Regions from separate parts of the Homo sapiens genome. Here regions 1, 2 and 4 are each linked to region 3. The links are chromatin contacts, found by Hi-C or POLR2A ChIA-PET in ENCODE. All regions are on one chromosome and are shown on one strand. Each heading gives the region's core, a stretch centred on a gene start or an enhancer-like site at or near the end of the contact. The rest is flanking DNA. Distances are from core to core; before and after follow the strand shown. Region 1 has its middle 8.4 kb from the start of DAND5. Region 2 holds the start of NFIX (nuclear factor I X). Region 3 holds the start of KLF1 (KLF transcription factor 1). Region 4 holds the start of HOOK2 (hook microtubule tethering protein 2).

What was found. A loop is a pair of places that touch in the nucleus more often than their neighbours do. ChIA-PET counts read pairs that join two places held with the same protein, here RNA polymerase II (POLR2A). Pooled maps may share reads with other maps.
Region 1: a pooled map shows a loop between it and region 3 (2.6-fold over the local background). The contact joins the enhancer-like site here to the promoter of KLF1 in region 3. A Hi-C loop is called at or near these places in 45 of 168 maps with a recorded cell type or tissue (A673, B cell, CD14-positive monocyte and 29 more), 37 of 37 single-sample maps with no recorded cell type and 37 of 50 pooled maps. POLR2A ChIA-PET finds 5 or more read pairs at or near these places in 27 of 52 experiments (B cell, CD4-positive, alpha-beta T cell, CD4-positive, alpha-beta memory T cell and 20 more).
Region 2: a pooled map shows a loop between it and region 3 (4-fold over the local background). The contact joins the promoter of NFIX here to the promoter of KLF1 in region 3. A Hi-C loop is called at or near these places in 4 of 50 pooled maps.
Region 4: a pooled map shows a loop between it and region 3 (4-fold over the local background). The contact joins the promoter of HOOK2 here to the promoter of KLF1 in region 3. A Hi-C loop is called at or near these places in 1 of 168 maps with a recorded cell type or tissue (naive thymus-derived CD4-positive, alpha-beta T cell), 1 of 37 single-sample maps with no recorded cell type and 10 of 50 pooled maps. POLR2A ChIA-PET finds 5 or more read pairs at or near these places in 22 of 52 experiments (A673, AG04450, B cell and 17 more).

Annotation. Positions count from the first base shown.
Region 1 is chr19:12,976,640-12,979,339 of GRCh38, reverse strand. No RefSeq gene overlaps it. Among named protein-coding and RNA genes, the nearest start is that of DAND5, 8.4 kb to the right of the region's middle. Within about 2 kb of position 1,364, at least 3 of the 41 ENCODE cell types and tissues checked have a DNase peak (open chromatin) inside an H3K27ac peak, as active enhancers do; they include heart right ventricle, where a contact is called at or near this core.
Region 2 is chr19:12,994,216-12,996,915 of GRCh38, reverse strand. NFIX (nuclear factor I X) reads right to left here and starts at 1,441. Exons shown (of 11, transcript NM_001365902.3): 1 at 1,052-1,441. The coding sequence starts at 1,078. RefSeq lists an enhancer at 572-1,160 and a silencer at 1,335-1,494.
Region 3 is chr19:12,885,926-12,888,625 of GRCh38, reverse strand. It overlaps KLF1 (KLF transcription factor 1), which reads left to right and starts at 1,425. Exons shown (of 3, transcript NM_006563.5): 1 at 1,425-1,572; 2 at 2,484-2,700. The coding sequence starts at 1,486. RefSeq lists enhancers at 783-1,121, 1,230-1,570, 2,134-2,395, a promoter at 473-1,491 and a cis regulatory region at 695-2,535.
Region 4 is chr19:12,774,102-12,776,801 of GRCh38, reverse strand. HOOK2 (hook microtubule tethering protein 2) reads left to right here and starts at 1,250. Exons shown (of 23, transcript NM_013312.3): 1 at 1,250-1,397; 2 at 1,905-1,990; 3 at 2,061-2,133. The coding sequence starts at 1,353. RefSeq lists a silencer at 1,187-1,406, a cis regulatory region at 791-1,432 and enhancers at 969-1,647, 1,648-2,328.

The DNA.
Region 1 (2,700 bases), core at 115-2,614, 91 kb before region 3:
GACAGAGTCTCGCTCTGTCACCCAGGCTGGAGTGCAATGGCGCATGATCTCAGCTCACTACAACCTCTGCCTCCCAGGTTCAAGCGATTCTCCCACCTCAGCCTCCCTAGTAGCTGGGATTATAGGCACACACCACCATGCCTGGCTAATTTTTGTATTTTTAGTAGAGACACTGTTACACCATGTTGGCCAGGCTGGTCTTGAACTCCTGACCTAGGTGATCTGCCCGCCTCAGCCTCCCAAAGTGCTGGGATTACAGGTCCTGCACCCAGCCAGGACACTGTTTCTGACACTCCAGGACACCGTCACCCAGTGACACTTCCCCTAGATGGTCCCAGTCATACCTATGGATACCTATAGATTCCTAGTGACACAATCATAGACGCAGACACATGAATATGACATGGACACGGACTCATACAAGGGCTCCTGGTGACATCTCCCAGTTATAGACACAACCGTGTAGGTGCACTGTCTCATGAGGACCTTATCAGACATGTGAATACAGTGAGTGGTGGCCACACACCATCCAACACACAGGTTCACATTTTTGTTGTCGTTGTTGTTGTTTTGTTACATAGATGAGGGCTTGAACGCCTGGCCTCACTTTTTTTTTTTTTTTTTTTTTTTTGAGACGGAGTCTTGCTCTTGTTGCCCAGGCTGGAGTGCAGTGGCACTATCTCAGCTCACTGCAACCTTCGCCTTCTGGGTTCAAGCAATTCTCATACCTCAGCCTCCCAAGTAGCTGGGATTACAGGCACGCGCCACCACGACAGGCTAATTTTTGTATTTTTAGTAGAGACGGGGTTTCACTATGTTGGTCAGGCTGGTCTCGAACTCCTGACTTCGTGATCCGCCCGCCCGGCCTTGGGCCTCACTTTCTTATGCGCCAGGACAACAGGCCTGAGCCACCGCGCCTCCCAGGCTCACACTTCTTAGCAATGCTGTCATATGTGGCCACTCCTGATGAATGGTGCACCCTCGCCTTCACACCTGGACACGTTTTCAGACACTCATTGTCACCCTCATGGACACACATGGCTTCAACCCTGGGTCTGACCTACTCACTGGGCAGGCACCTTGTCCCACGGTACTGTTCAGAACACTGTGGGGGTGCTCAGTCCAGTTCTCCACGTTTGAGTCAGTGGGGGCTGACAGATTTCAGGTCCCAGCAGAGACTGGGATGGAAGTGGGGGAAAGTGATGTCCAGCCCCTGGTCCTCCTGAAAGGGCTGAGTCCAACTGGGCCACAGTGGTCCCAGACTCCTCCTCCAGTCGGGCAGCTTGGACCAAATGTAGACCAAGGGTGTCCCCTGGTGGCCATAGGTGGTCTCTGCACCCATCCATGGAGGGACGACAGGCAGCCGCCCAGTTGCTGAACTTGGAGCTGTGGACAGAGAGGACACAGAGCACACAGGCCCAGAGACTGAAGTCCAGAAGCAGGAACGCAGATACAGAACTAAGAGCCGGTAATCCAGATCCCAGGACCCAGGATCAGCATCTAGAGTCCAATCATACCGGGCTGGGCACGGTGGCTCATGCCTGTAATCCCAGCACTTTGGGAGGCCAAGGCAGGCAGATCACTTGAGGTCAGGGGTTCGAGACCAGCCTGACCAACATGGCGAAACCCCGTCTCTACTAAAAATATAAAAATTAGCTGGGTGTGGTAGTGGGCACCTGTAATCCCAGCTACTCAGGAGGCTGAGGCAGGAGAATCGCTTGAACCTGGGAGGCGGAGCTTGCAGTGAGCTGAGATTGCGCCACTGCCCTCCAGCCTGGGCAACAGAGTGAGACTCCATCTCAAAAAAAAAAAAAAAAGATTCCAATCATACCAAGATCTATACTCCAGATCCACGAACTCAGCCAGGCGTGGTGGCTCACAGCTATAATCTCAGCATTTTGGGAGGCCAAGGCGTGAGGATCACTTGATGCCAGGAGTTTGGGACACGATAGGCAACATAGCAAGACTTTATCTCTACAAAAAACTTAAAAATTAGCTGGGTGTAGTGGCACATGTCTGAGGTTGCAGTGAACTATGATGGTGCCACTGAAACCATACTCCGGGATTCAGATTCCAAAAATCTAGATCCTATTGCTCAAAACTAGAATCCACCAGACCCAGAATCTAGCTCCAAGAATTTAGAATCCAAAGGCTACCTTACAAAATTGAGAGCTTTCTTTCTTTTTTTTTTTTTTTTTTGAGACAAGGTCTGGCTCTATCACCCAGGCTGGAAAGCAGTGGCACAACCTTGGCTCACTGCAACCTCTGCCTCCCAGGCTCAAGCCATTCTCCCACCTCAGCCTCCTGAGTAGCTGGGGTTCCAGGTACACACCACCATGCCCAGCTAATTTTTTTTTTTTTTTTTTTTGAGATGGAGTCTTGCTTTGTCGCCCAGCCTGGAGTGCAGTGTCGCCATCTTGGCTCACTGCAACCTCCGCCTCCTGGGTTCAAGCGATTCTCCTGTCTCAGCCTCCCAAGTAGCTGGGATTACAGGCACGCGCCACCACGCCTGGCTAATTTTTATATTTTTAGTAGAGACGGGGTTTCGCCATGTTGGCCAGGCTGGTCTTGAACACCTGATCTCAGGTCATCCACCCGCCTCAGCCTCCCAAAGTACTGAGATTACAGGCATGAGTCACCACGCCCGGCGCCCAGCTAATTTTTAATATATTTTTGTGGAGACATAGTTCTGCCATTTTG
Region 2 (2,700 bases), core at 192-2,691, 110 kb before region 3:
CTTAGAGCCTCAGGCCACAGCCCAGGGAGAGTTGGGTGGCCCGACAGGCATCCTCGAAGCTTTTGCCGCAGCCGTGCGCCGCGCAGGGAACTTCGCTGCAGGCGGGACGCGCTCTAGCAACGCGCCAAGGTCGGCGCTGTTGTGCCCGAGGCTGACCCGACGGTGTGGCCGCAGCACTGTCGGCTGTGTCCACGGCTGCCTCCCGCCCCTCCCGCCTCCAGGCGACGGGACGGGATTCCCCAGGCCTGCCGGGTCCACTCCGCAGCAGCCCGGGTCGCTGGGGCCAGAAAGTTTGCGCCGAGGAAAGTTTGGGGGTGGGGGGGCAGAGGCTGCGACGTCCGGGGTCGGAGAGGCGCGGCCACCGCTGGCAGCGCGCCCGCCCCCCTCTCCCCTCCCCTGCCCCTCCGAAATTTGGGAGCCCCGCCATTTTCTTAGCCCCGCTCCCATGTGAGGCCTAAACAAAGACTTTGGGGAGACGCCCGGGCCGCTCGGCCCACCCCAGGCACCCCGGCCGCACGCAAGGGCCGCCGCCACGCACGCCGGCCACTGCCACCCTCGGGAACCGCTGCGCCCTCCCCAGGAAGCGTCGCGGGACCCAGTGTCCCCTCTGCGCCCTCGGGACCACCCTCTTGCCACTCTGTCAACCCCGCAAACACTGCCAGCGACCACGCTGCCCGGGTGCGCGCTACAGTAGCCCACAGGTCAGCCGGAGTCCCGCTGCCCATCGCACCCCAGTCGAGCGCGCACACACACACACACACACACACACACACGTACACGCACTCCCGCCTGCGCTCCACGGGCAGCGCCACGACGCAGCTGGCCACCCCCGGAACCCCCAAAAGGAGTCCGCCCGGTGGCCAGGGTCGCACGCGCACGGTGACGCCCGCACGCGTGCCTGGGCTCCCCGCGGCACAGCCTGCACCCCTCGGCGGCCCGCGGGCTCTCGGCCCCCCCTTCCCGGCCGCCGCGCGTCCCCTCCGCCCGCGCCGCCGGCCGGCCTCCCGCGCCCGCTCCCCTCCCCCGGTCGCGCGGGGGCGGCGGCCGGTACCTGGGTGAGGCAGTACGGGGAGTACATAGCTGGGCGCCCGGGCGGGAGCGCGGCGGCCGGCCGCGGCGAGGGGAGGCCCGGCAGGCGGCGGCCGCGCTCGGGCTCGGGCTCCGGCTCGGCTCCTCCGGCCTCCGCCGCGCTGCGCCCGCCCGGCCCGCGGCCCCGCGCTCGGCCCGGCGCCGCTCCGCGCTCGCCGCTCGCAAGCTCGGCCCCGCCGGCTCCGGGGCCGCCGCTGCCGCCGCCGCCGCCGCGCTCGCCGCTGCCTCTCGCGTCCGCCGCCGCCGCCGCTGCCGCCGCGCGTCTACTCCATGCCGCCGCCGCTCGGCCGGTCACCCTCGCCCGCCGCCGCCGCCGCCGCAGCCGCCGCGCTGTGAAAGTGAAAGTTTAGACAAAGTTTGGAAGCGGCGCACTCCGGGGAGAGGGAGCGGGCGGGCGGCGCGGGCGGGAGGAGGGGCGCGGGGAGGGGCGGGCAGGGCGGGGGAGCGGCGGCCGGCGCACACACACAAGCACACACATGCACACACACACACGAACACACGCACACGCGCGCGCGGGGGCGCACACCGACGCGGCCGCCCTGACACGTGCTGGCCCGCGTTCCAGCGCAGACACACGCTGACACGCAGCGGGACTCGGACCCCGCCACACATGTCACGTCCAGAACGCCTGGCCACACGTTCCGCCTTCGAACACAAAGCACACTCGGACACCAGTGCACACAAGGCACAGACACACAACCCCTACACACGGGCACACACACACAGCAGTCTGGGAAAACACCCACGACCCACGCTCTGACATGCACCGTCCCACCATGGTATCCAGGCACACAACAAGGAACCGCGTATAGACATACACCAAAGCAGGCGTCACGTAGACACACACTGATATACACGAAGACACACCAGTGCATGACACATAGAGATGCACACTGATGCACACACACTGACGCATGTTCCTGCAGAACACAGACACATGCAAGATCACACAGCCACACGCTGACACCTTCCAGACACACAATTCCTACACGCAGACACATACACAACACACACACATCGCAGTGCCAGAACACACTGGCAGTTGTGGCAGTACACCCCGATGTACAGAATGACACTGATGATTGAGAGGCCGAGGCCAGTGGATTGCTTGAGCTCAGGAGTTCAAGACCAGCCTGGACAACATGGCAAAACCCCTCTCTACCAAAAATACAAAAATTAGCTGGGTGTGGTGGTGGATGCCTGTGGTCCCAGCTACTTAGGAGGCTGAAGTGGGGGGATCCCTTGAGCCCGGGGAGGTCAAGGGTGCAGTGAGCCATGATAGTGCCATTGCACTCCAACCTGGGTGACAGAGCAAGACCCTGTCTGAAAAAAAATAACTAAATAAATAAGATGACACTAATGAAGGGAAGATACACAATGTCACATAAACACACACCAAACACCTGGAAGTGAATGCAAAGGACCCCAATACAAAGAGATACACAGCGTCACAGATACAAAGCAACACTGGCTGTCACAACACAACACACAGACACACACACACACACACACACTGGGTTGCCCAGATGTACCCACAGGCCTTGGACACACTGACCAACTGATGCCCAGGCGGCTGACAACCCCCCTGGGAGAATCATCTAGCCATGCACA
Region 3 (2,700 bases), core at 176-2,675:
CAAATAGCTGGGATTACAAGCATGTGCCACAATGCCCAGCTAATTTTTGTATTTTTAGCAGAGAGAGGGCTTCATCCTGTTGGCCAGTCTGGTCTCGAACTCCTGACCTCAAGTGATCTCCCCACCTTGGCTTCCCAAAGTGCTGGGGTTACAGGTGTGAACCACCGCACCTGGCCTTGTTTTTGTTTGTGTCACCCAGGTTGATCTGCCAGGAATAAAGATGGCCACCCAACTTTTTTTTTTTTCCAGCGACAGAGTCTTGCTTTCTGTGCCCCAGGCTGGACTGCAGTGGTGTGATTATAGTTCAGTGCAGTCCCGACCTCCTGGGCTCAGGCAATCCTCCCACCTCAGCCTCCTGAGTAGCTGGGACTATGGGCATGCACCACCACTCACAGCTTTTTGTTGGAGAGATAGGTTTTATGTTGCCCAGGCTGGTCTTGAAATCCTGGTGTCAAGTGATCCTCCTGCCTCAGTCTTCCAATGAGTGACTATGAGTTATGTGTCTGTAATACGTATCCATGTCCCCTTCCCAGGCTCCCAGGGCACCAGAGTGGAGGTTCCTGTTGTAGAAACTCAGATCCTCTCCTCATGTTGGGCAGAATCAAGGAGCAGCCAGGCCCAGAGCCAGGGCACTGGTCTCCTGCAGGTCAGGTACTGCCTGTGGCTTGATCCAACGGTCCTATCCCACCCAGGAGGAGAGAGGGTCACTTTTCCCTTGGCTGCCCCCATCGCACTAAAGCAGCTGGCACTGAACCAGCCTCCATGCAGTCCCATGCAGTGCCACCCAAGGGTCCCCAGTAGACAATGGTGGGCCAGTTGTCAGGGGCTTCCTCCTGCTGCAGGGCTGAGACCCTGGGAGGTCCCAACCCAGGCAAATTGAACGCCAGGCTAATTTGAAGACCCAACTCCCAGCCCTCCCCTTCACCGGAGGACAGAGCTCTAGCTGGCCTGGGCCCCCACCTGATAGCAGCCTCCAACGTCTGGGGTGTCTGATAATGCTTGGCGGGGAGCTCGTGCCAAGTCCCGCCATCAGCACGGTTGTTGCTGTTTACTGGGGAGGGGGAGGGCTGTGGAGCCTCAATCAGGGGGACAGGGGGTCCCACAGCTTCTTCCCAGAATACCCTTTCTGCCTTTTCCAGGAAAGTTAACTGAGGGAAGACCCCCAAGTCTCTCCTTCTTTGGAGACCCAATGTCTGTTTTTACCCAGCACCTGGACCCTCAAACCCTGAACCCCCCAACCCTTGATATTTGACTTGGCTTTGGACACAGGGTTAGTCTTTAACCCCAGCCCCAGACAGGCCAACGTGAAGTTTGTGCCCCAGAAACAGTGCCCCCCCGCCGCCTTGCCTTGCTTTGCCTTATCAGAGGCTGCAGCCAATCAGCTAAGGACAGAGAGGAGCCCTCGAAGGGGCTATCACAGCCTCAGAGTTCACGAGGCAGCCGAGGAAGAGGAGGCTTGAGGCCCAGGGTGGGCACCAGCCAGCCATGGCCACAGCCGAGACCGCCTTGCCCTCCATCAGCACACTGACCGCCCTGGGCCCCTTCCCGGACACACAGGATGACTTCCTCAAGGTGGGGCCTAGAAGGTGGGGTCTAGGTGGGCTGGCTGGAATCCAGGGCCACAGTCACAGATCTTGGGGTCCAGACCTGCATCTTGACCTGAAATCAAGAGACTTAACCAGGACTGAGGTACGCTCAGTCCAGGAGAGGAGATCTCAGCTTAGTCTGGCAGGGGGTGAGGAGGGTGGTCTAGGGGTTTGAGGTTCTAAGTGTGATCTATTTCGGTAATAGAAAACGAAGGTAGCCTGGGCAACATGGTGAAACCCTATCTCTACAAAAAATACCAAAAACATTAGGCCAGGCATGGGGGCGTGTGCCTGTAGTCCCAGGTACTCCGTAGGCTGATGCAGGAGGATCATTAGAGCCCAGGAGATTAAGGATACAGTGAGCTGCACCACTGCACTCCAGCCTGGGCAAAAGAGTAAGACCCTATCTCAAGAAAAAAAAAAAAAAAAAGGAACGAGATCTAGGCTCACAGACAATCTTCCAGATATCAGCGGGAAATGATGAGTGTGTCTGGGGGACATCCAAAATTTCGGAATTAATCTTGTTTTGGGAGACAGGGAAGGAGAGGGATGTTCTGGGGGAAAACTAAGTCAAGGCTGGCATCCTCTCCCCCGTCCCCTGCCAGTTTTCCATCTCCAGCAGCTCTGCTACCCCTTCCCCCATCCCCGAGTGTGGTTCCAGATAGTGGAAGTCTTATCTCCTGTCTCCAGCCAGACCTGATCGGTTTCTGTCCCTGGAGCTGGGGGGGGAGCGGGGAGAGGGGCGGTTAGAGGGGCAGTGTTGGGGAAGTGGGACAGACAGACAGGCAAACAAGACCCCTTTCCAAAGCCTCTGCGTCAGAGTGTCCAGCCCGCGATGTCCCTGGGCAGGGCACCCCAGTGTCCACCGAACCTCGAGCTGCCTGCTCCCTCCCGCAGTGGTGGCGCTCCGAAGAGGCGCAGGACATGGGCCCGGGTCCTCCTGACCCCACGGAGCCGCCCCTCCACGTGAAGTCTGAGGACCAGCCCGGGGAGGAAGAGGACGATGAGAGGGGCGCGGACGCCACCTGGGACCTGGATCTCCTCCTCACCAACTTCTCGGGCCCGGAGCCCGGTGGCGCGCCCCAGACCTGCGCTCTGGCGCCCAGCGAGGCCT
Region 4 (2,700 bases), core at 1-2,500, 110 kb after region 3:
ATCACGGCTCACTGCAGTCTCGACCTCCTGGGCTCAAGCTATCCTCCCACCTCAGCCTCTGTAGAGCTAGGAGCTAGGACCACAGAAACACGCCAACATGTCTGGCTAATTTTTTTTTTTTTTTTTTTGAGGAGTCTTGCACTGTTGCCCCCTGGAGTGCAGTGGTACGATCTCGGCTGACTGCAACCTCCGCCTCCAGGGTTCAAGCGATTCTCCTGCCTCAGCCTCCCGAGTAGCTGAAATCAGGCGTGCGCCACCACGCCCAGCTAATTTTTAGTATTTTTAGTAGAGACGGGGTTTCACCATGTTGGCCAGGCTGGTCTCGAACACCTGACCTCGTGATCCGCCCGCCTCGGCCTCCCAAAGTGCTGGGATTACAGGCGTGAGCCACCGCTACCTGGGTAATTTTTAAATTTTTTGAAGAGAGGCTGGTCTCCAACTTCTATCCAAATTAATTCTCCCTCCTAGGCCTCCCAAAATACTGGGATTACAGTCGAGAGCCACCGCGTCCGGCGGGAAAACCCCTTTAGCATCCCCTCTCCCAGTCCATAGAAAGTGCCAGGGCTCGCCCCTCCCCGCACAACGGCTCCGATTATAAAGTGGTTAGACACAAGAATTTACTTAAGGCCGGGCGCGGTGGCTCACGCCTGTAATCCCAGCACTTTGGGAGGCCGAGGCGGGCGGATCACGAGGTCAGGAGATCGAGACCATCCTGGCTAACACGGTGAAACCCCGTCTCTACTAAAAATACAAAAAATTAGCCGGGCGAGGTGGCGGGCGCCTGTAGTCCCAGCTACTCGGGAGGCTGAGGCAGGAGAATGGCGTGAACCCCAGGGGGCGGAGCCTGCAGTGAGCCGAGATTGCGCCACTGCACTCCAGCCTGGGCGACAGCGAGACTCCGTCTCAAAAAAAAAAAAAAAAAAAAAAAGAATTTACTTAAGTTGCAGGGAAAAGACGTGAATGCGCTTGTGTAACAGGGTGGAGCACCTCCGTCTCAAAAGGATCTTGAGGACCTCCCACCCCAAAAAGGGCCAGGGCGAGGATGGGAGGTGGGACCACCCTCGGATGCACAAGGCTGGGCCAGGCTGACCCCTAGCGGCAGGGCGGGCGCCCGAACGGTGCCCGGATCCAAGATGGCGGGGCTGGAGGCAAGAGCGGGCGTAGGGAGGAGATTACGTTCCGAGGCGGAGCCTGGGCTTGGGGGCGGGGCGGGGCCTGCGCCTAGGGGGGCGGGGCGGGGCGGCGCTCTAGGCCGAGCGGGAGGTCGGGGCTGCGGGCGCTCGCTGGTGGCGGACCCGGAGGCTGCTGCGGCGCCGGGGCTCCGTGGCCTGGATTGAATCCGATCGGGAGCCATGAGCGTGGACAAAGCTGAGCTATGCGGGTCTCTGCTCACCTGGGTAGGTCGTGGGGCGGGGCTAGGGGAAGGTGAGCGCCCGCTCCTCTTGCCCGGGATCCCTGGCCCTGGTTCGGTCAGTCTCTTGGTGCTGGGGCTGGGAGGTGCGGGGTCGTCGACTTGCTGGACCGTTGGACTCTGGCCCGAGCACCCGCCCCCGTCACGTGGCAAGTCTGCGTGGAAAGGACAGGTGAGGCCCCGCCCCTCTGTGGTTGGTTCACGTGGGGCGAGGACACAGGTGAATTGGCCTGGTCACGTGGTGCCTGTGGGGCCCAGGTGACTCGCGATACCACCCTGGCCTGGACGCGCAGGGTTTGTTGGGCAGAGGTGAGGTGAGGCCACGCCCCCTCCGGTCTCAGGTGAGCAGAAGCCAGTCCCTCGCAGAGCTGCTGTGGCGGAGCAGCGCCCGCCCCACCATGTGAGGTTCGCTGACTGGAAAAGTCTGCAAAAGGGGAGCGGTTCGGCGCTCCCAGGCCCTAACTCTTTCCTTGTCCTTTCCTTTACCCCTCAGTTACAGACGTTCCACGTTCCGTCTCCCTGTGCCAGCCCTCAGGACCTGAGCAGCGGCCTTGCCGTAGCCTATGTGCTGAACCAGATGTGAGTGGAGCTGAAGGGGAGGATCCCAAAAGTGTCCCCCAGTCTGCTCATCCCACCTTCTCGCCCCCAGAGACCCCTCCTGGTTCAACGAGGCATGGCTCCAGGGCATCTCGGAAGATCCAGGTCCCAACTGGAAGCTGAAGGTGACAAGTGGACTCCTGATTAGAGGACAGACTGGTGAAGAGATGACCAGGGACGGGCCAGCTAGGCACATGTCCTGGGTGATGGGCAGGAAGAGGGACAGATGTCTGGTGATCAACCATTTGTTCATCCATTCATCTATGGAGTACTCACCCTGTGCCAGGCCTGGGCATTCAGCAAGGAATAACACAGACAAAAACCTGCCCCACACAGCCATCATTCTAGTGACAAGCAACACATACACAACCATAAAAATTAACTTCCAGGCTGGGCGCAGTGGCTCATGCCTGTAATCCCAACACTTTGAGAGGCTAAAGTGGGTGGATCACCTGGGGCCAGGAGTTCAAGACCAGCCTGGCCAACAAGTTGAAACCCCATCTCTACTAAAAATACAAAAATTAGCTGGGTGGGGTGGTGTGCACCTGTAATCCCAGTTACTTGGGAGGCTGAGACATGAGAATCACTTGAACCTGGGAGGTGGAGGATGCAGTGAGCTGAGATTGAGCCATTGCACTCCAGCCTGGGCAACAGAGCGAGACTCTTGTCTCAAGAAGAAGAAAAAAAGAAAA